Linked DNA regions of Homo sapiens: all the other regions are linked to region 2. Evidence: chromatin loops called from intact Hi-C (ENCODE). Cell type or tissue: PC-9. All regions are shown on one strand. Region 1 overlaps EGFR (epidermal growth factor receptor). Region 2 overlaps SEC61G-DT (SEC61G divergent transcript). Region 3 overlaps LANCL2 (LanC like glutathione S-transferase 2). Region 4 has its middle 16 kb from the start of ELDR. Region 5 has its middle 81 kb from the start of SEC61G-DT.

Region 1 (5,000 bases), 410 kb after region 2:
CCTGGTTTTAGTTTCTTCTTAGCACATATTGCCCCAGAATATCTGGTTGGTTTATGGCTTACTTGAGTTTGTGCCTACCTGTCCCAACCGGGAGGTGAGCCCTGGCTATTCCCCAAACCCGGCCCTGCATGTGGGAGCTGCCCTTCCTCCGTTCATCAGAGGGGGCCAACAGTCCACAGCTGTTCTTAATCATCTCCCAGTAACCCCCAGCTCCACAAAGGTGACTCCTTACATGGTGGAGAGGTGGTCGGGCCATCCGTGTGAAATGTGTATGTGACCGTTTTCCTTAAGGGGCACGTAGTCTTGGCAGGTTTCGCTCAATATAGGATGAGCTCAGGACTCCAGTGGACTGTGGATTCAGATCTGGATTCTGGCGCATTCGCCGTGTGAACGGGGGCACGTTGCTGGCCTGTCTGCGCCTCGTCTCCCGACTGTGGAGTGTGTTCTGCCCCTTGTCTTTCTGGGAGGTAGGGAGGGCAGTGAGCCCCTTCGCATCGCCCACCACAGGCCCAGCACATGGCTGATCCCCACTGAGTGTTCTTTTCCTCCTTTGATCCCCTTTGGCTGACCTAGGTTGGAGCAGCCACTAAAATATACCCAGAAACATCTTCCTAATCTACATCTGTGCCAACCCTCATTCCCTGGCGCAGCATGACCATCACATGCCCGCCATTGTTCCTGATCTCTGCTGCTCATGACCTGCTCTCCAGCGCTCCTTCTCATGCTCACATTCCAGTTGGCCTGACCTAGATAAGTGGAGGTTTATTTGACCCCAAAAATTAGCCTTCTACAAACGAATATAATAGTGTCCATTACAGAGAATAAACTTAGTGCGTGTCCCATTTAAGCAGAAGTTACTGAAAGCCTGAGTTTAAGTTTCCAGGGCCTGAAAGTTTTCCATGACAGTTTTCTGCATAATATTACCTACAATTTCAATCTGTTATTTAAAGCCATTCTTGTGTTTGTTGTACTTTGATTAGCTTTATTTTGATTTGAAGTCCTTTTACATTACGGGCAGTTAACGCTTTGTCTCTGTTAGATTTGCTTTTTAGTTCACAAGAGAAACCTCATTCCTCTGTATTTGAATAGTTGCAATGATGGAACAGCTGTCCCTGGAGGGAAATGAAAACAGTGATTCCCCAAATTGTGACAATAGAAATTTGCTCTTGGGTTACTTACAATGTATCTGAGTATTAAAAAATTTTCTTTTTAAACGTTTGAAGTAAAACTACCCAGAAACACTTAGTGGCTGACCAGAAACTAAACTCCTGGCATCCTCAAAATGGGATTTATTGGCTTATAAATGTCCTGTGTTGACTCACAAAGGCACAAACTATCTAGGTAAGTTTTCTTCTAAATGTTGATGGGAGAGCTGGCCACTGTTATGCAAGTTTCATTGTCCTGACTAAACTGCCAAAGAGATTACATAAAATTATATCAACTAGACAAAAGGAAAAAGGAAAAAAAACAGAGGTGTCTTGGGAGGAATCCATATGAGACCAGTAGACCATGAGAGAGACATCCCTTGCCATCTACAAGGAAAATGGATTTTGTTCTCCATATGCAAAACCATCTCAGGAGCTTGCGGAGACACCACTTGCTTACTAGCCAGAAAGAGCAGGTGCCTCCTAAATTCCCCACACAGGAGCTCACAGTGGCTTTCATGCACTGGGATTAAGTTAGACTTAAGAAAGCCTGTCTACTCTTCCTGGGATTTACAAGCCAGCTAGTAAATCCCAGAATAAATCACACGGCACAGTCATCCAAAGATCCCGTCATCCGTGCCGTTTGGAAAGCCCTGCTCCTGTGCCACCCTCTCCCCGTGGAGCCTCCCATGCCCAGGACTGCAGAGTCCTGCCATTCAGACTGCAACTCATCTCACATTCTTCCAAACTATTTGGACAACAGAGCTTTCTCATCACCTAATGCAGATTACAGTCTCACAGAATTGAGTGTTCAGGCAGACACTGATGTGGTTCTGTAGTACAGCAAACAATATCAGTTTACAGTCCTGAGGCCAGGCCTGGTGAACAACGCACGGTAGCGGTGGGGCAGGGTTCTCAGAATGAAACTGGCTTACACATGGCACTCTCTGACCACAACTGTATAAGCACCAAACTACACTTAGTTCCATCTATGAGGTAAAATTTAATGCAGATGAACATCAAAGAAAACGTCAAAGGCTCCTTTTTACAAGTACGTGGGCTACTTAATTTGGTCCAAGTCCATTTTAAAAAGCCCTAGGTGCTTTCACGGCTCTGCTACTGACAAGAAGCCCCAGTGCCTGTGAGCTGCTAATGGGAGGGAGAGGAAGATGAGCTGAGTGGGCCGGGCTATCCCGTCCACACCGGGAGACAGGGAAGGAGACTCCAAGCTGGTGGTGCCAGCACATTCCAGGCCACTCAGGCCTATTCCTAGGTGCCAGGTCACGAAAACCACGCTGACAGATCGTGCTGTGTGCGTGTCATAGCACACAAGCAGGACTGTGAGAGAGTGAAAGTGACACTGGGTGGAGCACTGAGGAAGGGCCACAGTGTGTTGGTGGAGATAGGCTGTCATGGAGAAGAGACCCTGGCTTGCTCTACATTGCTTCCAATGCAACTGCAAGGCAGGTCCCAGAGGGCTCCGGCCTTCGTCATCCAGGTTTGCTCCCTCCCCTCATGGCTTTCCCATCCTCAGATGAGGACTCGGCAGAGCCTACCCCTGCTGACTAACTGTGGCCCCAGGGTGGTGACTCAGCCCTGCACCTCCTGATCCCGTCTGCACTGGGCCAGAGAGGATGACTTACCCAGCACGTTCACATCACACAGCTTTGTGGATTCCTAGGTCCAAGGACCAGAGATTTCAGTTATGTGAGTTATTTTTTTTATTTGTTCTTGCGTATTCCACAAAGGGTCGCAGCTAAACTTAACCTAATGATCACTTTAGTATATCACTAAAAAGACAAAGCTCACAGTGCTGTTGAAGCACATTCATCATCTTTAGACATTTTGACTAGTTATTTCTTAAGCATTTACCTGCTAGTGTTAAGCATCACATGAAATACATATAGAAGTAAGACAAAATTTCTTATCTCCCCAAGTTTGCCAACAAATACAGAGCAGGAAGGGAAGCAGGTCAGAGCAGGAGGCGCAGCTATAGTGAGGCCACCATGCAAGGCACAGGGAGGGTGAGCTCCAAGTTTGAATGGAATGGGTCTGTCAGCCAAGCCCCCTGGCTCTGGGAAGATAGCAGTGAACAAGCCAGATGGCCCCTCACCCTCCAGAGCCGTGAGTCCTGCAGACCAAACAGCGTGACAGGTCCTTTCCCTGTCCAGGAGGCCTCTGTGGGTGAGAGTTGGCTGCGGACAGGGCGTGAAGGCACTTGAGGGTGGGGAAGTGACTCTGACTGGGAGATGCTGAGGACAGGGAGGAAACCACCAGATAAGGGACACTGGGGAGGAGGGGTGGACCCCTCAGGGCCAAGCACATGGAGCCTCATCACAAAGGCAAGATGGTGGCCAAATTCAAGGTCGCTGCAAAAGGAATGGAGAAGAGAGAATAGATTTGGCATTTGGAGGAAATGGTGACAATCATGAGCACCTACCCGGGACTCTCCATGGGTGCTATCTCTACATAAACTCATTCCACCCTCTGATTAATCCATTCTACATATGGGGAAACAAAGGCATGCGGTGTTTACGTCACTTGCCAAGATCTCAGGATTTGATCCAGGTGGCCTGGTTCCATGGTGCAGCCTCTCAGCCTGCATGGATGCCCCAGCTCAGAGCATGACTCTCAGGACAGGGGTCCCAGCAGCCCTCCCTCCCTGAGCAGCAGGGTGCCCGTGCTGCACCACTTCTGTCTAGGAATAGGACATTCTGACACTTTCCTGCCTCTTCCGAGGTCTAGCACTTACTCTATGCCTGCCTGGGAAGGTGGCAAGCTGGCCTGAGGAACAGACTCTTCCATTTTTTAGGGAGCTCAAGGCCACAGATGCTCTGAGATCTGGAGTCCAGAGACAGGAGCGGAGGCTTCTCCTGGTGACCACTCTGCTTAAAAACTTCATCAGATCCGTAGTTTCAGAGCCCCCCTGAACCCCATCCCTTACCTCTACCAGTTGCAGGTGGGTCTCTGGGGTGGGGCTGCCCTCCCCACCAGCACCCCAAGGGCTAAAAGGTTGAGGGGAGAACACCATCATTTGTACAGGGGGATCCTGGAAGATGAGGCCTGAGAAAGCCCTGCGGGGCCCCTCACCTTCTCCCTAGCTGTGGCCAAGAGTGTCTGGCCTTGCCTGCCTCAGGACCAGCCCAAAGTGGAGGTGAGAGGTGAGCCCCAGCCCCCAGGGGAAGGGTGATGGTGGTCTTGGTCTCAGCATGGTTCTGGTAGAGGTGGGTTATTTTGAAGATGATGAACCTTAAGCCTCTTTCTGATCTTGCTTTAAATAAATACTTCTGAACAACAGCAACAACAGAATAGTGTTGATAGGAAAGCCCTCCACTCCACCAGAACCACGCGGCCTTCTCGTCCTCCCCTCCTCCACTTCCTTCCTAAGTCACTGCTCCATGAGCTCTTCCACAGGAGATTTACAAAATAGAACACAAACAATCCAGTTCCCGCCTCTCACTCTGAACTCCTCCCAAGACTCGTGGGGTGCGGCAGCCCCTGGGAACACCCAGCCCTTCAAGGTCAAACACAGCCCCCGCCCCTCACTCTGGGGTACCCTGCCAGAATAAGCCCCGACAGCCATGTGGAGCAGAGCCTTCTTTTTTGTAAGTGGAAGTTCCAGGCTGGCTTTTCAAATCCCCTTTTAACCTCAGTGCTGTATTTCAAAATTCATTCCAGTTTTCCTGTAGTAATTAACAAAAATAAATATTTTAATTTCAATTAAAGTGAGGGTCTCGGAGAAGAAGCAGGAACTGAGTTTCCTGAGAGGCCCCGCTGAGGCTTTGTTGATATTTCTTCCTGCGACCTCTGCTCGGACCCTGGGAGCTCACAGGCCGTATCGCAGCTCTTATCTTT
Region 2 (5,000 bases):
TGCAGTGGCGCGATCTCGGCTCACTGCAAGCTCCACCTCTCGGGTTCACCCCATTCTCCTGCCTCAGCCTCCCAGGGAGCTGGGACTACAGGCGCCCGCTACCACGCACGGCTAACTTTTTGTATTTTTTTTAGTAGAGACAGGGTTTCACCGTGCTAGCCAGGATGGTCTCAATCTCCTGACCTCATGATCCGCCCGCTTCAGCCTCCCAAAGTGCTGGGATTATAGGCGTGAGCCACTGCGCCCGGCCCACAAATCTGTAACTTTAAAAAATGATAAATTAGACTATCAAAATTTAAAATGTTTGCTCCCCAAAGGATACTATTAATAATATAAAAAGGCAGGTCACAAACTAGGAAAAAAATAACGATATATATATGTGACAAGATACTTTTATAGAGCATCATATATAAAGAAATCTTATGATTCAATAATTAGAAGATAAATAACCCAATTTTATAAAGTGAGAGAAGCAAATGAATTAAACAGACTTTAACCAAAGAATATATACAAATAGCCAATAGCCACATGCAAAGATGCTCAGCATTATTAGTTAGCAGGAAAATGCAAATTAAACTCATCATGAGTCACCTCCACACACCCATTAGAATCAATGTTCAAAAGGATGATCATACCAGATATTGACAAGGACATGGCTCAGCCAGAGCTCTCACTGATTGCCGTGGGAATAGAAAATGGTGTAACTGGCCAGGCGCGGTGGCTCACACCTGTAATCCCAGCACTTTCGGAGGCCGAGGCAGGTGGATCACTTGAGGTCAGGAGTTCAAGATGAGCCTGGCTAACATGATGAAACCCTGTCTCTACCAAAAATACAAAAATTAGCCAGGTGTGGTGGCAGTCACCTGCAATCCCAGCTACTCGGAAGGCTGAGGCAGGAGAATTGCTTGAACCTGGGAGGTGGAGGTTGCAGTGAGGTGAGATCGTGCCACTGCACTCCAGCCTGGGCAACAGAGCAAGACTCCGTCTCAAAAAAAAAAAAAAGAAAAAAAGAAAAAAGAAAATGGTATAACTATTCTAGGAAATACTTTGGCTGTTTTTTTATAGTTAAATATCTACTTACTCTACCAGTAATTTGCTTCTAGGTATTTACCAAGAGAAATGAGAACATTTGTACACATTTGTTACACACATTTGCTCATAGCAATCTTAATAGTCAAAAACTGGAAGCAAGCCAGGTGCCCATCAACAGGAGACTGGGTCAATAAATTGGGGTATATTCATACAAGAGAATAGTACTGAGAAGGAAAAATGAATAAGATACTGTTAGATTTAACAAAATGAATAGATCTCAAAAGTGTTATGTTAAATGGAAAAAGCAAGTATTTACACAGACACAAAAGAGTACATGCTATATAATTCCTTTTAGATGAAATTCTTAAAAGTCAGAACGGACATAAAGCAGATCAGTGGTTGCCTGGACAAGAGCTGGGGTGAGCTTGCCTGTAAATAGGTACAAGGGTACTTTGGGAGGTGATGGAAATCTACATGTTGTGTTGAGGTTGACTGGGTGTATACATTCGCCAAAACCCCTTGAACTGATATAAAGGTGCAGTTTATTGAATATAAACTACACCTCCATGCAGTTTTTTAAGAAGAGTTTATGTGTATTTTCTCCTGTTTGAGCTTTGAAAGAACATTCCAAAGCTCCTAAATGCTTTGGAATCCCAAAGCTCCAAAAATGTTTTCTATTAGAAAACATTTAGAAGTGCTCAAAGTAGCAAAAGATTTGCCTAGTTTTATCGGAAGTATGGAGAAAAGACACAAGATGGCGGTGTTACTCAGAGAAAGCAAAAGTGTATGGCGTCTTTCTCAATAAAGTCTCATTTCACCTGGCAGTTCTTCACGTCATTGACACGATTGTCCTCAGTACTTTCTTCTCCAGGTGCTTATGGGAGTCTTCTCTAATATACTTAATTACTGTCTACACTCAATAACTACGTCACGGATCCTTTAAACATCTCAAGAGCTTTTGTTTTTCTGTTGTTGTTGCAAATAAAAGTGAAAAATGTAAATAGTTTGCAATCCAGTAATCTATTTCGTTATTAGGGAGACTCATGTCTACTGCGGTTTGTTACTCCATAATGGAAGCCCCTGAGAAGTCGCCTTACCTCTGGGAAGAGCGCTTTGCTTCCCAGAGAATCTGATTCGCATTTCAGGCAGTCAGCCACTGGAGGGCAGTGCAGAAGCGTGAATGCCCTCACCTGCTCGGAGGCGGGAAACCCTGCAGCAACTGCGTCTTCTAAGGGAGCCTAGGACCAGGTTATTAGCAGAGGGGAAAAGAAAATGAATCCATTCTGGAAACCATCCGTTTGATTCAGAATGTTTTGTGTAAGACAGTATTTCTTGGGCCAGGCACAGTGGCTCACGCCTGTAATCCCAGCACTTTGGGAGGCCCAGGCGAGCAGATCACTTGAGGTGAGGAGTTCAAGACCAGCCTTGCCAACGTGGTGAAACCCCTTCTCTACTAAAAATACAAAAATTAGCTGGGTGTGGTGGCATGTGCCTGTAATCCCAGCTACCCAGGAAGCTGAGGTAAGAGAATCGCTGGAACCCGGGAGGTGGAGGCTGCAGTGAGCCGAGATCATGCCACTGCACTCCAGCCTGGGCGACAGAGCAAGACTGTCTTTAAAAAAAAAAAAAAAAAAAAATTATTTCTTGGTAATTACAAAGTTGTGTCCATCAGACGAACTCTAGAACTCTACAGATAACTGTGGACTCTAGCCTCCATGTACAGAGCAGCTAAGTGCAGACTGGAGAGAGGGCAGGCAGGGGCCGGCCGAGGGCGGGGTCCTACAGGAGGAGGAGGTGCCGGTGAACCTCCCATTTCCACGACTTGTACTCTTGGGGCAGCCCCTGGTCTGTGCCACGTGGATGGTGAAAGCTCACATGGAGAACATCCCACTGCCTTGAAGAACCAGAGGACAAAGTTTAGGACAACCGCAGTCACTGGCTGGGGGGCGGTGTGGGGCAGGGATCGGGGACTGACAAACAGAAGAGCCGGGAGACAGGGAACCTCAGACCATGAGTAAAGGCTAACTTCCTAGCTGGGCCATGCATGGACCTGACAAGCTTCCCTCGCTAAGGCCCAACCCTGCAGCCCTGATGGCCCTGCTGCCCCACCCAGGTTCCACGCACTGTGGGGAGATAAGCGGAAGCTGGAAGAGGGAAACCCTGGGCTTACAGCCTGGTTCTGCTCCCAACCACTACTGCTAATGTCTTGAGCTTGTTACCAAAGCTCCCTGAGCTTTAGTTTGTTTTCCAGAGAAAAGATGAAACCAGACCTCTCTCCTAGGGCTGCTTTTGAGGACTACCAGGGATAATGTGTGCAAAGCGCCTGACACAGAGGGCTTCACTCTGTCATTAATTTGCTTCCCACCTCTTGTTTGTGGTTTCCCTGGAATCTTGTGACTAACTCCTGTTGCAGGAAGTCAGGGACCCCAAACGGAGGGACCGGCTGAAGCCATGGCAGAAGAACGTGGATTGTGAAGATTTCATGGACACTTATCACTTCCCCAGTCAATACCCTTGTGCTTGCCTATGCCTGTCTTTACTTTAATCTCTTAATCCTGTCAGCCAAGGAGGATGTATTTCGCTTCAGGACCATGTGATAATTGCGTTAACTGCACAAATTGTACAGCATGTGTGTTTGAGCAATATGAAATCTGAGCACCTTGAAAAAAGAGCAGGATAACAGCAATTGTTCAGGGAATAAGAGAGATAACCTTAAACTCTTGACCGCCGGTGAGCTGGGCAGAACAGAACCATATTTCTCTTCTTCCAAAAGCAAATGGGAGAAATATCTCTGAATTCTTTTTCTCAGCATGGAACGTCCCTGAGAAAGAGAATGTGCGCCTGGAGGTATAGGCTTATAAACAGCCCCCCCGCCAGGTGCACCTGTCTCTTATGGTCGAGGCTGCAGAGATGAAATATACTCCAGTCTCCCATAGTGCTCCCAGGCTTATTAGGAAGAGGAAATTCCCACCTAATAAATTTTGATCAGACCAGTTGATCACAAAACCCTGTCTCCTGATAAGATGTTATCAATGACAATGGTGCCTGAAACTTCATTAGCAATTTTAATTTCGCCTGGGTGCTGTGGTCCTGTGATCTCGCCCTGCCTCCACTTGCCCTGTGATATTCTATTACCCTGTTAAGTCCGTGATGTCTGTCACCCATACCTATTCACACACTCCCTCCCCTTTTGAAAATCCCTAATAAAAACTTGCTGGTTTTTGTGGCTTGTGGGGCATCATGGATCCTACCAACGTGTGATGTCTCCCCAGGACGCCCAGCTTTAAAATTTCTCTCTTTTGTACTCTGTCCCTTTATTTCTCAAGCCGGCCGACGCTTAGGAAAAATAGAAAAGAACCCACGTGATTATCAGGGCAGGTCCCCCGATAAACTCCGTTTCTGAGATCAGTTCTAGTGGCAACCCTCCAAGTCAGCTAGGCCTCAGTTCCTGATCTTACCCGTAAACGCAGTGAGTTTGCTTCTCACAAGCTTTGGTTATCTTGTCTGTCTCCCTTTTTGAAATCCAGGTTTGAAGACTATTCGGCCATGCTTTTGCAGTGAGCACCAGCTTGCTAGAGCCCCTGGGGGGCCGCAGCCAGCAAGCTGGAGAGTTACCAATGTTCCAAGAATGTTTCAGAACCACTTGCTTTGTCAAAGCTTGGCCTTGTGGACTTCCCGTTTTACATGAGATTCTCTAGTCTTTGCCCATCTTCATTTCCTATTGCCTCCTATATATTTTTTTCTTTTTCTTTCTTTCTTTCTTTCTTTTTTTTTTTGTCAGTGGCAACTTTTACATGATTTTCTGTGATCATGCACACAGGGACTAAAAGCACTCACTCTCTCTGCATCTGGGACCCGTCCTCTCCTCTACCTCTCACTGCAGTCAATGGTGTTTGCTCCTCTGCCCTTTGCTCTTGCTGGGCCATGGTGACAGCTTCCTGGCTAGGTTCTCTGCCTTCATTCATGGC
Region 3 (5,000 bases), 640 kb after region 2:
TACCCTCACTTTTACATTAAAACATAATTCTGTTCAAATCACTGCCTCCCTTTTTTAGAGTTTTGGAGCAGTTATAACTTCAGTGTCCTAGAGGGACATCTGTGATACAAATGTCCAACAATAACGTGTGAGCACAATATTGACTGTACAGACAGGGGCCCTCTGATACTTTTAAAACAAATATATAATTGCTAAAATGTGGAAGCTCCTTTTTGTCAAACTCCTTTTCCCTTCACTTTAAAGAGGCTCAGCCAACACAGCTGGGTGTTCCCGGTGGCTGATCTCTGCTGCCAGGTGTGCTTTTCCACTGTGTTTCAACTGAGCCCTGTGGAGAGCAAGCAGGTGCCAGGAACCAGGCTGTCCTGTGGGGACCCTTCCTCCTGGGCAGTTCCATTTTCATGAGTTCTGCAGACAGTGGCCACCATCTGTTTTCACCACTGCTGGCCACTTGGGAGCAAGCCAGCACGGCTCTGCCACTGACGGGCTGCAGGTGGCTGCGGCCAGCTCCTCCTGGCAGGGCTTCTGCATAGAATACCATTCAGACACCTTGCTTTGCCCTGCTGGTTCCAAAACAAATTTCTCTCCTCCAGAAAGCATAGAGCCAAAGATGTCAAGATCCCATACTTAGTCTTTAAAACTTAATTCTGTCCTCTACATTAAGATTCTTGAACATGAGGAACGAGGAGGAATATCAGAATCTTCTGGGGGTAGGAAGGCATCAGTGGTAATTTGAAAAAGCATATATATTTTGTATTTCAAAATAGCTAGAAGAGAAGATTTGAAATGTTCCCAGCATAAATAAATGATAAATGTTCAAGGTAATGGACATCCTGAATACATCATTACACATTGTATGCATGTATATCACATGCACCCATAAATATGTACAATTATTATATATCAATGAAAAATTTAAAAAGGAAAAAGCATATGTAATATGGTCTTAGAATTGGGGGTAAAAATACATCTTCTTCATAGTATAAACTACAGAAAATAAGTGTAGACTAAAGCTCTCTGCCAGCGGAGAAACAGACCCTGCGCCGTGGAGTCTGCACATCTGTTTGCGTCTCTGAGCAGAGGGCGAGGTTTGTGTTTGACCAAGGCAGGGGGTTCAGTGGGGGAGGCAAAACTAGGGAAGTACAGCTCTACACTGTTTTCTCTCAAGTTACAGTTAAGTTGAGAGGGCCTCCATTTATTAAAGCTGTCTCTTAAAATTAGGTAGGAAATGTTCAAGTTTTATGTAATAACAAGCTCTAACATTTTCTTCTCCTGGCATATGAAGTCCTAAGTTGTTCAGGCATGCTTATGAAGGTGTAAAGTGTTCAAGTACTTGAAAAAATATTATTAATTATCCTTTACAAAGAAAACTGTAAGTTCAGTCCAGACTCACAAAATTTATTTTCCCTCCCTGTAGATGCTCATCATGTGTTAGTATTTAGTAGGGTATATACTCTTCTGTGTAGGAACGTGTATTACTTGTTAATTTAAAGTTATGTGGTATTTTAGATGGCCTTAAAATGTAAAGGTTTGGCCAGACACTGTGGCTCACACCTGTAATCCCAGCACTTTGGGAGGCCAAGGCAGGAGGGTTGCTTGAGCCCAGGAGTTGGAGATCAGCCTGGGCAACATGGCAAAACCATGTCTCTACTAAAAAAAAATACAAAAATTATCTGGGTGTGGTGGCACGCACCTGTAGTCCCAGGTACCTAGGAGGCTGAGGTGGAAGGATGGTTTGAGCCTGGGAGGCGGAGGTTGCAGTGAGCTATGATCATGCCACTGCACTCCAGCCTGGGTGACACAGCAAGACCCTACCTCAAAAAAAAAAAAAAAAAAGAAAAGAAAAGAAAAAGGCAAGGTTTTAACAATATTCTACATTGTATTAGGAATTTTATTAATTGTGAATGATTTTCTAACAAATTACATCTGACAAAAAATCATGGGTAATGGTGGCAAATTCTTCCTTCTATTCACGTTTTGAGTTCTAGGGCATTAGGAATTTGTGTGGGTTTAGCCACTGTAAACAAATACATTTGTTAAATGAGATTGTATTTGGAAAGGTAAATGCAATGTCCAAAAAAAGCATATAATACCCCCACCAGGGTGACACGAGTGCAGTCCTTAGATGCTGAACTGAATCTGGCAGCAGCCACAGCATCACTGCTTGTGCCCACACGCCTGCCCTGGGAAGCCCCAGAGAGAACTGCATTGGGAGTGCCCCCTGGTGGCCAACTATTGTATATATGTCAGAAAATGCTTTCATACAAATTCTGTTCCCGAAGCTTGTTTGCAAGTTGATTATTTGAAACATGGAATGTTTTTCTAGGGGTATCAGAATTACTTGAAAAGTTTTTTTAAGCTATACTTTTTTTCCTCCTTACTCAAGATTCTGATACCTTCTTAATTTTAAGCATCACTTAAATAAATGTACCATAGTTTATCATTGTTTTTCTTTCTTTTTTTTGAGACACAGTGTCGCTCTGTCTCCCAGGCTGGAGTGTGCAGTGGCGCAGTTTTGGCTCACTACAACCTTTGCCTCCTGGGTTCAGGTGGTTCTTGTGTGTTAGCCTCCCAAGTAGCTGGGATTACAGGCACACGTCACCATGCCTGGCTAATTTTTTGTATTTTTAGTAGAGACGGGGTTTCACCATGTTGCCCAGGCTAGTCTTGAACTCCTGACCTTAGGTGATCTGCCTGCCTTGGCCTCCAAAACTGCTGGGATTACGGGCATGAGCCACTGTGTCCGGCCAGTTTATCATTGTTTTTCATCGGTTTCCAGGTTTTGGCTATTAGGAACAAGCTGCTATGAACATTCTTGCACAGGTCTGTCTAGAGACACATGTCTTCATTTCTTTTGGGTTAATATCTAGGAGTAGAATTACTGGATCGGAGGGTAGGTGTATGTTTAGTTTTAGAAATTGCCACTTTTTCCACAAGTTCTGGTTGTTCTGCATCTGCCAACACTTGATGTTGAAAGTCTTTTTAATTTTAATTATTTTGGTGGGTATTTCATTGTGGTTTTATTTGTATCTTCCTGATTGACCAGGGTTGATTAATGTTGCATGTGCTCATGGGCCAATTGTGTATCTTCCTTTGTTGACTGTCTCTTCATATCTTCTTCTTATTATTATTATTTTTTGAGACAGGGTCTTGCACTGTCACCCAGGCTGGAGTGCAGTGGTGGATCTTGGCTCACTGTAGCCTCGACCTTCAGGGCTCAGGTGATCCTCCCACTTCAACCTTCCAAGTAGCTGGGGACTACAGGCACGTGCCACCACACCTGGCTAAATCTTTTTATTTTTGTAGGGGTCTTGTTTTTTGCCCAGGCTGGTTTCGAACTCGTGGACTCAAGCAATCTTCCTGTCTTGGTCTCCCAAAGTGCTGGAATTATAGGTGTGAGCCACTGTGCCCAGCCTGTCTCTTCGTGTGTTTTACCTACATTGTTTTATTTTATTTTATTTTTGTCTTTTTGCTATTTTTGAAAGAATTCTTTATATGTTCTGGTTAAAGTCCCTCTGTCAGATATATATCGTACAAATAATTTCTCCCTGTCTGTAGTTTGCCTAATCATATTCTTTATGGTATCTTTTGACTAATAGAGTTTTAAATTTTGATAAAATCTATTTTTCAATGTTTTCTTTTTATGATAATTACTGTCTGTGTTTTGTCTAAGAAACCTTATCTACCCTCAGGTTATATAGATAATACTCTCCTTTAATCTTTATTGTTTTAGATTTTACCTTTAGGCCTGTGATTTATCTCAAATTAAGTTTTGTATATTACATGAGGTAACAAACGAGGTGGTTTTTTTTTTTTTTTTTTTTTTTTTTTGGAGACAGAGTCTCACTCTGTCGCCCAGGCTGGAGTGCAGTGGCACGATCTCTGCTCACTACAAGCTCCGCCTCCCAGGTTCACACCATTGTCCTGCTTCAGCCTCCCGAGTAGCTGGGACTACAGGCGCCCGTCACCACGCCTGGCTAATTTTTTGTATTTTTAGTAGAGATGGGGTTTCACCGTGTTAGCCGGGATGGTCTCTATCTCCTAACCTCATGATCTGCCCGCCTCGGCCTCCCAAAGTGCTGGGATTACAGGCGTGAGCCACCGTGCCCAGCCTGAGGTGTTTTTTTTTAACCATAGGGATATCTGATTGTTCCCATACCTTTTGTGGAAAAGACATTTATTTTTCCCATTTGATTGATTTTGGTTCCTCTATCAAAAATCAAATGACCTAATAAGCCTGGGTCTGTTTCTGGACTCTATTCAGTTACTTTGGCCTGTTTACCTACATGATATTACCACGTTGTTTTTCTTATTCTGCATTTATTGTAAGTTTTGAGATCAGGTAACTTAAGACCTCACTTTGTTCTTTTTCAGAATCACTTTGAATATTCCAAGTCCTTTGTATTTTCATATAAGTTTTAGAGTCCATTTGTCAGCTTCTAAAAATGGAGCCTATTGGAGTTATGAGTCAGAGTGCATTGAATCATTGAATCTCTAGATCCACTTGGGTAGAACTAACTGACATCTTTTTTTTTGAGATGGAGTCTTGCTTGGTCGCCCAGGCTGGAGTAGGTGTGATCTTGGCTCACTGCAACCTCCGCCTCCCAGGTTCAAGCAATTCTCCTGCCTCAGCCTCCTGAGTAGCTGGGATTACAGGTGCCCACCACCATACCCGGCTAGTTTTTGTATTTTTAGTAGAGACGGGGGTTTCACCATGTTCGCCAGGCTGGTCTCAAACTCCTGAGCTCAAGTGATCTGCCCGCCTTGGCCTCCCAAAGTGCTAGGATTACAGGCATGAGCCACTGTGCCTGGCCAGAACTGACATCTTAATAATGTTGAGTCCTTCTGCTCGCAAATGTGGTATATCTCTCCATTTATATTTTCTTTAATTTCTGTCAATAGTGCTTTATAGTTTTTGCTCTACAGGTCTTAACACATCTTCTGTTAAATTTATTCCTAGATATGTTATTTATTTACATTTTCCAATTATGTATTGCCAGTAT
Region 4 (5,000 bases), 500 kb after region 2:
AATTTGTCACCTTCCATGACAAAAGGACTCTGCAGATGCAAGGAAGGGTCTTGAGATGAGCAGATTATCCTGAATTATTCAGGTAGCACAGTGTAATCACAGAGTCCCTCCAGGAGTCCCTCCAGGAGAGGCAGGAGGGCCAGAGTCAGAGAAGGAGGGGTGATAACAGAGCAGGGGTCGGAGAGGACAGGAGAGAGATGCCAACCGACCTGGAGATACTACACTGCTTGCTTTCAGAGGGAGGAATGGGCCATGAGCCAAGGGATACATGTGACCTCCAGAAAGTGGAAAAGGCAAGGAAATGGATCCTCCTCTGGAGCCTCCAGAAGAAACCAGCCCTGCTGGCACCTGGATTTTAGCTCCATGAGACTTCTGACCTCCAGAACTCTAAGGTAATAAGTTTGTGTTGTTTTAAGCCTTATAGCAGCAATAGGAAAAAGTAATACAATCTCCCATTCTGGAAATATTTTGGAAGCTGTGAAAATTAGGGAATAGTCAGAATAATGAGAAACTAAAGAAAAGTTGGAGATCAAGGGAACATACCAAAGGAAATGAGGGAGAGAAGGACAGAAAGAGAAATCAAGAAATGCGAAGGGAGGGACTGATAAGACATTCTGAAAGTGCCTTATTCCCTGTAAAGGATGTATGCTGGCCTGGGGAAGACTATGACGTTAGAGAATTTAAAATGCAAAGCACATACAATATGACGACATTGGTTGTGGACCCTGAGCCTCTAGGAAAGGAGTCTAGCAATCCATTCAACAAATATTTCCACCATGTCATCTGACCGCACTTATGTGCCAAAGCCCCCTAGCTAGAGCTGCCATGGAAAGACCACATGAGGCCAGAGTCAGCCAGATCTGGAGATGGCCCAGGGCGTGTGTGCCAAGCAGCCACTGACATGGGCAGGACTTAGTTCTAAGACAGTCCAGGTGAATAATTTGGTCATCATCAGGTGGGAGAGACAACAATAGCTACTTTTTAGGGAGTGCTTACTATGGCCGAGCACTTCGGAGACTGAGTACACAAATGGACAATGGCCAGAGCATCTATAAGAGTAGAACTCCCACCCACCCCCTGCAGCCACCAGCCCAGGAGGCCAAGCCATCATCTACAGGAACCAGCCCAGCAGGCCAAGCCAACATCTACAGGAACCAACCTGACATCTACAGGAACCAACCTGACATCTACAGGAACCAACTCAGCAAGCCAAGCCATCATCTACAGGAACCAGCCTGGGAGGCCAGCCTGCTCCATGCCAGGCTGGTAAGAATTCAGATTGCTATCTCTAGAAATAATATGGGAAATTAAACAATACATTCTCTAACAATCAGACCCAAAGGGCCAGGACTTGAATAATAACTGACAGTTTTCCTACTTTTTGTCCCTGCTTCCAATCTAGGACTAACCAGAGAAAGCCCAGTATGTCCCCTAGCCAATCCCATGGGATGCCCACTTCTCACCAGCCGCCTCCGGCTTCCCCAGGCCCACAGCCTCCAACAGGCCTCTGAAGCCTCCCCTTTTCCATGATGAAGCTTCTCCACTCCTCACCTGCCTGTGAGTCTGTCAGGACACAAGTGATGGCCGCGGACCCCCTTGCTATAGCAGCTCTGAATAAACAGCCTTTGTCCTTGCTTGGGTGGTCTTCGTTTATTTCCACCCACTAAGGAAACCACTAAGGAGACACTCACTCAGAGCCGCCCCTGTGGTGGTAACTTACATGTTGGGTGACTGGTGGAAGCTAGAGGACCACTCTGGCTCCTGAGCTCTGCTCTTCATCATCTGACACTTGGATCTTGGAGAAGTTTGGTGAAATTGTTCTTCCAAAGCCTACCACCAACCAAGTTTGGAAAAGACTGAGCTAGAGTTTAGAAAACAGAGCTATAATCTGGGAGCCAGAAAAATCTATTGTTGAATGCCAGAACTGAAGGATTAAACTGGGGAAAACCACAGACTGGTCCCACAGACCCCCACAGGGATATTCCTTTCCAGCAATGGATATGCTTCAAAATGTGCCCAGGCTCTCCTGAGAGTTCCTCCGGGGTCTTGTCTCAGGCTGCCCAACACACTCCACACCTCCATGCCAGCACTAGACCCTCCTGGCCCTCAGGACCCCCAAGACCATAGACCCCCCAGGCTGAGCACACACAACACCACCAGCCTGTCCTTGGGTCTGACAGACTCTGGACCCCACACCTGACCACGAGGCCCTGCCTCAGAGTTCTGTGCAGCTACATGGGGGCTGAGACCCTCGTCCATCCCCCAGGGACCAGTTTCCCACCTTGGGCCTTAACTGCCTCCTTGAGGCACCCCCACACCCTACAAAATATGACATAGGCCTCCCAAACTTCAGAGCCTGGAACAAACACCCCACCCCTGGGAGATGAGGGCTTTGTCCTCACTCCTGTCTCGGGGTCACTTCCCTGAGCCCTGTTTCTTGTCCCGGCATTAATGGCATCTTGGGATGATGGCCAATGGGAACTCCCTCTCCCACCACCATCCCCAAAGACCACCACCCCATAGTCTAACGTGGTGACATCTCCCATGGTTCTCTTATTGAACTTGGAACAAACAGCTTTTAAATCAATTTCACAACTACTCCTCCTACACTACAGCACCCTCCAGTGGAGGAGAAGGCCACCGGGAGGCCCTGGGTTTCCATCCAAAGAGCAAAAATATTTAAAGCCTACAAACCTCCCCTCAAGCTCCACGAAGCCAAGGACACAACTTTAAGGAAACTAAGCTGTAGCAGCTGCCATCCCCACCTCTCCTGGCCTCTCCTTGCAGGCTTGGGTGGAGCCTGAAGGGGGTGAGGACATGCTGGAGAAAAAGTCACATGGGAAAAAAAAAAAAAAACACAGGCAAGACAAGGACGACTTGCCAGAAAGTCAAAAGCATGTTGACAGAAGGCCACCTTGGGGTGGGCCAAAGAGCCACACGATTATGGCCAACAAGCACCTCACGCAAGGAGAGGCCGGGCATGGGACACCAGCTCCCCCTGTGTAGCCCCATGTTCGTGACCATGCTGATCAGCCTGCAAAGGCAGTGATGGCGCTGGGAAGAGCATGCTGCACGAGAGGAAGGCCACAGCTGAACAGAGGCAGCCAGAGCATGCTGGGACCTGGAAATGGGAGGCACATAGTCCAGTTCTCCTGACAGCAGAAGGTTCCTGATGTTCTCTTCTAAGTGTGGGCACTGCGGCCAAGCCTGGACCTCAGATGCACGCCGTGGAGAGGCTGAGGAGCAGGCAAACTTGCACTTGTGTCCACGTGCAGCTTCCTCGTGCAGACCCCAGCACCAGACACAGTGCTGCCAGGCTGACAACCCAGGGCCACAGCCTCCTGCATAAACAAAACAGGCCAATCAGGGTGCCCCATGCCTCCAGACCCCACAGAATAGGATCCAAGCAAAAGCAACCAGAACGTCCATGAATAGGGGAGAGGACATTCGAGGACAAAATTCTCCTTCCTTACCCAATTGCCAACTGCAGGAATTGTGTGCACCTGGAGTGCTGGAGTTCATCTTTTCCACAGCAGGGAAGGTCCAGCCAGTGCAGAGCAGAGCTGAGAGGGCGGGAGGCTGACTTCTGGCAGGCACTGACAGCCTGACCCCACTGCTGCTGAAGAAACTCACTAAACTAGTTCTGAGAGTCAGGAAGGACCCTTTTCTTCCTGACCTGATTGTATTTGGACTTCTATCATTAGTCCTAGCTAGAACAGAGGGAAATCTGCCAATCTTACTTCTAAAATTAGGACATATATTGAGCACAGCCCCCCGGCTCCCACACCCTTCCCCAGAGTTCATGTGAAACAATGAACCTGGGGGCAGCAGACAGAGCATCCTCACGAGGCCTGGCGCTATGCCAGATGGGCTGGGCCACTGGGGCAGGGAGGGGGAGCTGCCACCTCACATGAGGCACATCAGGTGCCTTGGGCAGCCTCAGGGTGCCAAGATAGCCAGAGAAGCAGAAACTCCAGAAATGCCGTTTCCCTCCAGAAGGACTGGAGCCTCAGAATCAGGAACATCAGCCCTTTATCCCAAGCTCCTCACTCCAGACAGCAGGACATGCCTGCTTTGAGGTGCCACCCTCAGAAATCCAGTCATCCAGAAGTACAACCAAATATTGCTGGACAGAGCCTGTTTGGGACTCTATAAGGGGTTTCTTGGGCCAAGATGGAGCTATAGGACTGCTATGGGCTGAGCTGTGTCTCCCAAAACTCCACCTGCTGAAGCCCTAACTCTTCACGTGATTGTATTGGAGACCGGGCCTATCACCAGGTGATTAAGGTTAACTGAGGTCATGAAGGTAAGCCATGACCCAATAGGGCTGGTGTCCTTATAAAAAAGGAGGAGATGTCAGAGCTCTCTCTCTCCCTCTCTACCATGTGAGAACACAGCAAGAAGGTGCAGTCTGTCTGCCAGGAAGAAAGCCCTCACCAGAACCAAACCCTGCTGGAACCTTGATCTTGGACTACTCCAGCCTCCAGGACTGTGAGAAAATAAATGTCAGATGTTTAAGCTGCCCAGTCTATCAGGTTTTGTCATGGAAGCCTGAACAGACTGCAGTGAGGACGGCAAGGATCTCTGGGTAAATATCTCCCAGGGTGATTCCCTCCTGGTACTCGGATTTTCTGGACCTGAGAGAACACATCAGTAGCCTGAACTCTATATGCTAAAAGAAGAGGGCCTGCTGTGCCTGCCGCTGACTGCCTGTCAGACACCCCAGCGTCAGACAGGATCGGCATGGAAGGTCAGGTCCCTGCTATGTGACACCTGCAGACCTGTAAGGTGGATTTTACGGCCAGGAGCCCATCTTCCCTCACTGAAGAAGTCAGGACTGCTGGCACCAACCTTGAAGAAAATCAACAGGCAAGGTCCTGGTTCAGGACCCACTTTGACAACTGGGCCATGGTTTGGGGACATCAAGTGGGCAGAGTGAAGAGGGCCTTCCAATTCCAAATGCCCAGGGATGTCAGAGACTGGGCTGCAGCCAGGAACCT
Region 5 (5,000 bases), 66 kb after region 2:
TTGCATTGATGCTGTTCCTGAGCTAGGGATTCAGAATTAAGCTGACGGAGCCCACGCCACGTGAACTCCAATTCCCACTGCAGTGTCCTTGATCCACACTGACATTCCAGAGCACCCCCGTTCCGCTCTGCAGCAAAAGTTAAGACACCAGAAGCCTTTGTAAATGATCCCTGAACATTCAAGCATGTTCCTCCAGTCAAAAACCAATACAATGCCAAGGATTTACAGGAATTGTTTTGGAAAATTATATACATTGAATTAGCCCACTCTTGTTCAAAATCATTGCACATCCACTCTTGGATAGAACAGTATAATGCATGTAAAGCACTTGTCAATCCAGACAGCTATATAAATCTTAGTTATTTTTATAGTATAATTGACAGAGCTCTCATCTTGAGTCATCTAGCAAATAATTTATAAGTGCCTACTACATGCCAAGCAACATTCTGGGCCCTGGGGATAAAGGAAGGAAAACAGATAAAAATTCCCCAACCTAATGGAACTTGTAGTAAGGGAGGAGAAAATAAACAAGACCAATAAGTAAAATAACTTGTGCATTAGATAAAAAGATATGCAAGAGAAAAACAGAACAAAAAGGAGGGGTATATATACTGGGGAGGGTGAGAACTTTAGGTAAAGTAGCAAGGAAGGCCTCCCCCAAGGGTGATAGCTGGGTAAAGTTGAGGCCAGTGCAGCTGCAGTGCCTTGAGGGGTTTGGGAGGTGGGCGGTGGAGGGAGTAGGAGATGGGGCCAGGGATAGCAGAGCCCAAACTGTCTAAGGGAATAGCCTTAAGGGACATTTTAATGATGTTGGCTCTTACTCTGGGTGAGATGGGACGTCACTGTAGGACTCCGAACAGGGAAACGGCACAAATTTTAACTTCATCACTGGCTTCTTCTTTGAGCTCTTTCTTGACCTCGGTTGTCTTGTCATTGAAAAAAAAGGCAGCAAGTGTGGTTGTGTGCCAGGCCTATCCTCCCACTTAATCCCGCTGTTAGATTTTATGATCTCTGCTTTATTTTAGAGGCTAACGAGGGTAAGTATCTGCCTAGAGTCATGGAGCTAGTAACTGACGAAGCTAAGGTGGAATTGAGTCTGTTATTTTCTGTTCTAATAACCGCATCACCTTTCACAAAATAAATGCATCTATCAGAAGAATTGGTGGACCAATCTTGGGGACATGGGGAGGCAAAGTTGAGTCACAGAGAGCCCTGGTTGAAATATAGGTTCCATTTGGACAAAGTTCAGTTTACAAGGGACTTTCACATCCATGCCTCATTTGATAAGCATGATGGTACTAAAGCACCATTGCCCGGATTGCAGAGGAGGCACTTGGTAAGGTGTAGAAAGCAGAATTTCAGATGATAGTCCAACACTGTATTCTTCGCAACCTTCTCACTGCTGGACACCCAAGGACTCAGTAAGAGGGAACAGGAGAAAGAACATGACTTCAAAACCTAGCTCAGATGTTACCTGTCAAGTTAAGAATTAGAAACACAAGTCCTGCAACTGGGCTTATGAACACAGTTGATCCCTGGGAGGTGGGGTGATCCCCAGGAGAAAACAGGCAAATCTGACTCGGGTCCCACACACTGCAGTCATTATTTTACTGTGTCTTATAGGCTGTGCTTTGCTTTACGGGCTTAGATCTACATCTAATTTGGTTCCCCTTCAATATTTCAATCTTCATTCAGGGCTCTGCTTCCCTGGGTCCACCCACGCCCTGTGTCCCCAGCTTGACCCGACAGCTTCCATGAGTAATCGGGTCTCCACCCTGGGGATACCCTCCCATCTGCAGGCTGCATCTGCACTTGGCTTGGGACAGCCTTGGCCAGGGCTGCAGGGTGTTCCCTCGTGGCCGCCTGCCTCTGCTCCCTGCCCTTTGCCTCCCTCTGGTGGGCACAGTGGCCATCCTGGCAGCAGGGCTTGGTCAGGGCCTTTGAAGTGACCTGCTGTGTCAGACTCTTTGGGGCTTAATGTGGGTCAAACTCATCTGCAGAGCTTGTTTTGAACACACATTGCCAGGCCCCAGCCCCAGAGTGTTTGATTCAGTCAGCCTGGGGTGCATCCTGATAATGTGCATTTTTAAACAGGTTCCCAGGTGATGCTGATGCTGCAGCACACTGAGGAAGCCACTGCTGCAGTCCCACCAGTTCACGGAAAGTGGCTGCAGTGTGCAAATGTTTCAGAACTGCTGGGGCAGAGACCAAGGCCCTTGTTCCCTGAAACATTGATTAAGACGCCTAGGCTTCTCTGATGCCTGGGTCCATGTATTTAACAAACGTTTATTGCATACACAATGCGAGGTGCAACACAGTAGGCACAGCAGTCATGACACACCCCCAGCACCTCACAGTCAGAGGAAAAACAAGGACAAAAGAGCCACATTTAAGCAGAATTAGATTCCAAGCTGCAGTACAACATTTTTGAGGAACTACCCCCCTCCAGGATTAAAGTGTTTACTTTGGGAAAGTCCTTCTAATAATGGTATACTTCCAAATTCATCAATAAAAGACTTCAGCAGTTAAAAAATAATTATCATCAAGGATAACATTTTCAGACTACTGACTTTGCTCCAGGTCCTTTCAAAGTGTTGATTCATTTATTCCACACAACAGCCTATGGAAGTAGATTCTGTTATTTCCCCCCATGTTACAGATGTGAAAACTGAGATACAGAGGGTTAAGTGACCTGCCCAGGACCACACAGAGAGGAAGAGGAGAAGTTAAGATTCACACCCTACCGATCTGGACGTTATAGTCCATTCATAAAATGATTGTGATACATTTGAAAGCTAAAAATGTTTTTTTTTCTGTTGAAAAAGTAACAAACACATGTATAAAATCTGAAATTTAAAAGGAGTTACAATATTTTCAAAATTCCGCCATGTCCCCACCACCCAGAGAGCTGCTGTTTACCTTCTGGTCTGCCAACTTCTTTAGGAACAAGAGAACTGCAAATATATGGTACCCAATTGAGATACAGAAAATTGTTGTAATCTACATTTTATATAATGGTGCTTAGAAATACAATCTACACATAATTATACAAAATGCATGTCTATTGAAAAAAACTGAATAACAGTAGAAAGAACAAAATAAGAATCATTCAATACTTCAGGATTACAAATTCATACTCCAAGAGCTTACGAGAATTAAATGGAAATTAAAGAACATCTGTATAGATGCAAGATAACGAGATGAGGAACATGTCTCTACATAAATATTCACTGAATTCCTGATTTTCATTTTTACACTGACATTTTTACTTTGTGCCTTTATGTTATCATTGAAGATGTCCCTTCAGATACTTCAGATATTTTACTTTACATTTTAATGGTTTTAGTGTGGTGGAGACACCCTGAGAAGCTACTCAATCTTTCTCATTCAGTAATTTTCTATTTTTCATCTTAACTCAGGACAAAAAGACACAAACAGTTTATGATGTTAGAGAAAGAGTTGAAAGTAAAATTGGTAGACATATGGATTGTTAATTTCTCTAGAGGATCCCAAGGGAAATAGAAATATTTTAACTGAGTGTTTTACATTGTTAACTCAATGCTTTGTCATATGTTTTGCTTTGACCAATGCACTTGAAAATTTTCTCTAACTTGCTGAAAGGGTAATGTAGACAAACATCTTTGCATTGCTATTTATTTGCGTTTAAGTGCATGCATTCTGGTAATAGTGTTTCCCAAAGAATAGTTTGTGGACATTAGTCTCATAATGTTCCACAGAAGAAGGGCTCTGTGGTCTAACACGTTTCAGGAAACATTAATACCACAAATCCTCCTCTGGGTATGTGTAATATCTGAGAACTTCTAAAGAGGAAAAAATAAAGCCACTAGTATCATTAGTATCATACGTTTTGATGACTCTGAATGTCAGTTTTCACACTAGGTCACTTTTGTATAACTGTCAGAGAGACATGCTATAAATTTTGGGGATTTTACAGTACAATATTGCACATCATTCACACTGAAGTGCATATGTCACGCCCCCTGGAGGACACAGAGCCAAGGCCAGCAGGTCAGTGGCCTTGGTTTGCAGCAGTGTTGGCAGAAGCACTTTATTCTCTTTCCTCCATTTCCTATGTGTACTGGAGACGCAAAGTAAACCAGGTTGTCTGCCAAACTTGAAGGAAGCCAGAGAGTCCAGAAAACTGTAGGCTTTCCTGCACCCAGAGGGAGATATTACTCTTGGAAATAAGACTTTTTCAAACGATAACCTTCTAGGTGAAAGAAAGTACTATTTGAGCTTCTCTTCTCCAAACTGTTGGTCTTTCACAATGAAAAGAGTTTGGCCTCAACAAGTGAACAAGGACCAAGGGTAACTAAACAGCTCAGGCAGACACAAAAGCCTGGTTGTTGCAACCGAATTGACTTAGCATTTACTGCGTTTTAAAACTCAAATCCATTTGGTAAGGGGGCCTAATCATCTAAGAAAAACAGTCATGTGAAGAAACAGGATGCTGCATCTGATTGATTTATAAAAGCATCAGGTTACTGAAGTTTTAGCCAGCTCATAGGAAAAATACTTTCCCATTTACTCCCCATTTCCTTCACGTCAGGATAAACTCATTCCCACACTACAAAATATGCCTTCAAAATCCCATACCCTGCATGAGACCAAATTCTTTGGCTTTTGGAGGGCTTTCTCCACAGCCTGAAATTGATTCCTGACAGCAGTTCCTTTGTGGCTTTGCTCAAACAAACTCGGAATCTTTTGGCTCATGGCACCAGCAGTAATTGAAAGAAGATACCACCACTGTTTTGTACATTCATGGAGCTGCTCAGGAGAAATGTGCTTTCTTTCCTGATCAAGGCTTTACTGCACTGCAATTGTCTTTGGTCCCATGTAAGCATGTTTATCGTTCCTAACATCCCTTTTGCTGTTGTTGTTTAGTTGTTTTACTTTTTTATTTTTCAAGGATAATTTCAATAATATTGCCATGTACACAATGGCATGTTACATATAAATATGTCAACATAATGTCTATA

Evidence for each region. A loop is a pair of places that touch in the nucleus more often than their neighbours do. Peaks named below come from ENCODE experiments on the same cell type or tissue, not always from the same donor. Only the 100,000 strongest peaks of a DNase experiment are listed, where the experiment ranks them.
Region 1: a loop joins it to region 2, with 2.8 times the contacts of the local background. A loop is called at or near these places in 5 of 110 quality-filtered maps.
Region 3: it touches region 2 in a loop (21-fold over the local background); 40 of 110 quality-filtered maps call a loop at or near these places.
Region 4: a loop joins it to region 2, with 8 times the contacts of the local background. A loop is called at or near these places in 9 of 110 quality-filtered maps.
Region 5: it touches region 2 in a loop (11-fold over the local background); 49 of 110 quality-filtered maps call a loop at or near these places.

The regions. Positions count from the first base shown.
Region 1 is chr7:55,183,698-55,188,697 of GRCh38, forward strand. The region is part of intron 20 of EGFR (epidermal growth factor receptor); the gene reads left to right. All of the region lies in intron 1 of EGFR-AS1 (EGFR antisense RNA 1), which reads right to left. Among named protein-coding and RNA genes, the nearest start is that of EGFR-AS1, 2.8 kb to the right of the region's middle. RefSeq lists an enhancer at 1,904-2,677. In PC-9, no CTCF peak of the experiment used is centred here; DNase peaks (open chromatin) are centred at 1,965 and 2,724; H3K27ac peaks cover 2,629 bases.
Region 2 is chr7:54,772,139-54,777,138 of GRCh38, forward strand. All of the region lies in intron 1 of SEC61G-DT (SEC61G divergent transcript), which reads left to right. Among named protein-coding and RNA genes, the nearest start is that of SEC61G-DT, 15 kb to the left of the region's middle. RefSeq lists a silencer at 2,114-2,273. In PC-9, a CTCF peak has its summit at 2,152 (motif pointing right); DNase peaks (open chromatin) are centred at 1,833 and 2,193; H3K4me3 peaks cover 949 bases; H3K27ac peaks cover 879 bases.
Region 3 is chr7:55,413,169-55,418,168 of GRCh38, forward strand. All of the region lies in intron 6 of LANCL2 (LanC like glutathione S-transferase 2), which reads left to right. Among named protein-coding and RNA genes, the nearest start is that of LANCL2, 50 kb to the left of the region's middle. In PC-9, CTCF peaks have their summits at 2,223 (motif pointing left) and 2,430; a DNase peak (open chromatin) is centred at 2,213.
Region 4 is chr7:55,268,639-55,273,638 of GRCh38, forward strand. No RefSeq gene overlaps it. Among named protein-coding and RNA genes, the nearest start is that of ELDR, 16 kb to the left of the region's middle. In PC-9, CTCF peaks have their summits at 2,625 (motif pointing left), 2,826 and 4,266; no DNase peak of the experiment used is centred here; H3K27me3 peaks cover 2,542 bases.
Region 5 is chr7:54,837,909-54,842,908 of GRCh38, forward strand. No RefSeq gene overlaps it. Among named protein-coding and RNA genes, the nearest start is that of SEC61G-DT, 81 kb to the left of the region's middle. In PC-9, CTCF peaks have their summits at 1,903 (motif pointing left), 2,105, 4,017 (motif pointing left) and 4,218; DNase peaks (open chromatin) are centred at 463, 1,803 and 4,553; H3K4me3 peaks cover 398 bases; H3K27ac peaks cover 1,519 bases.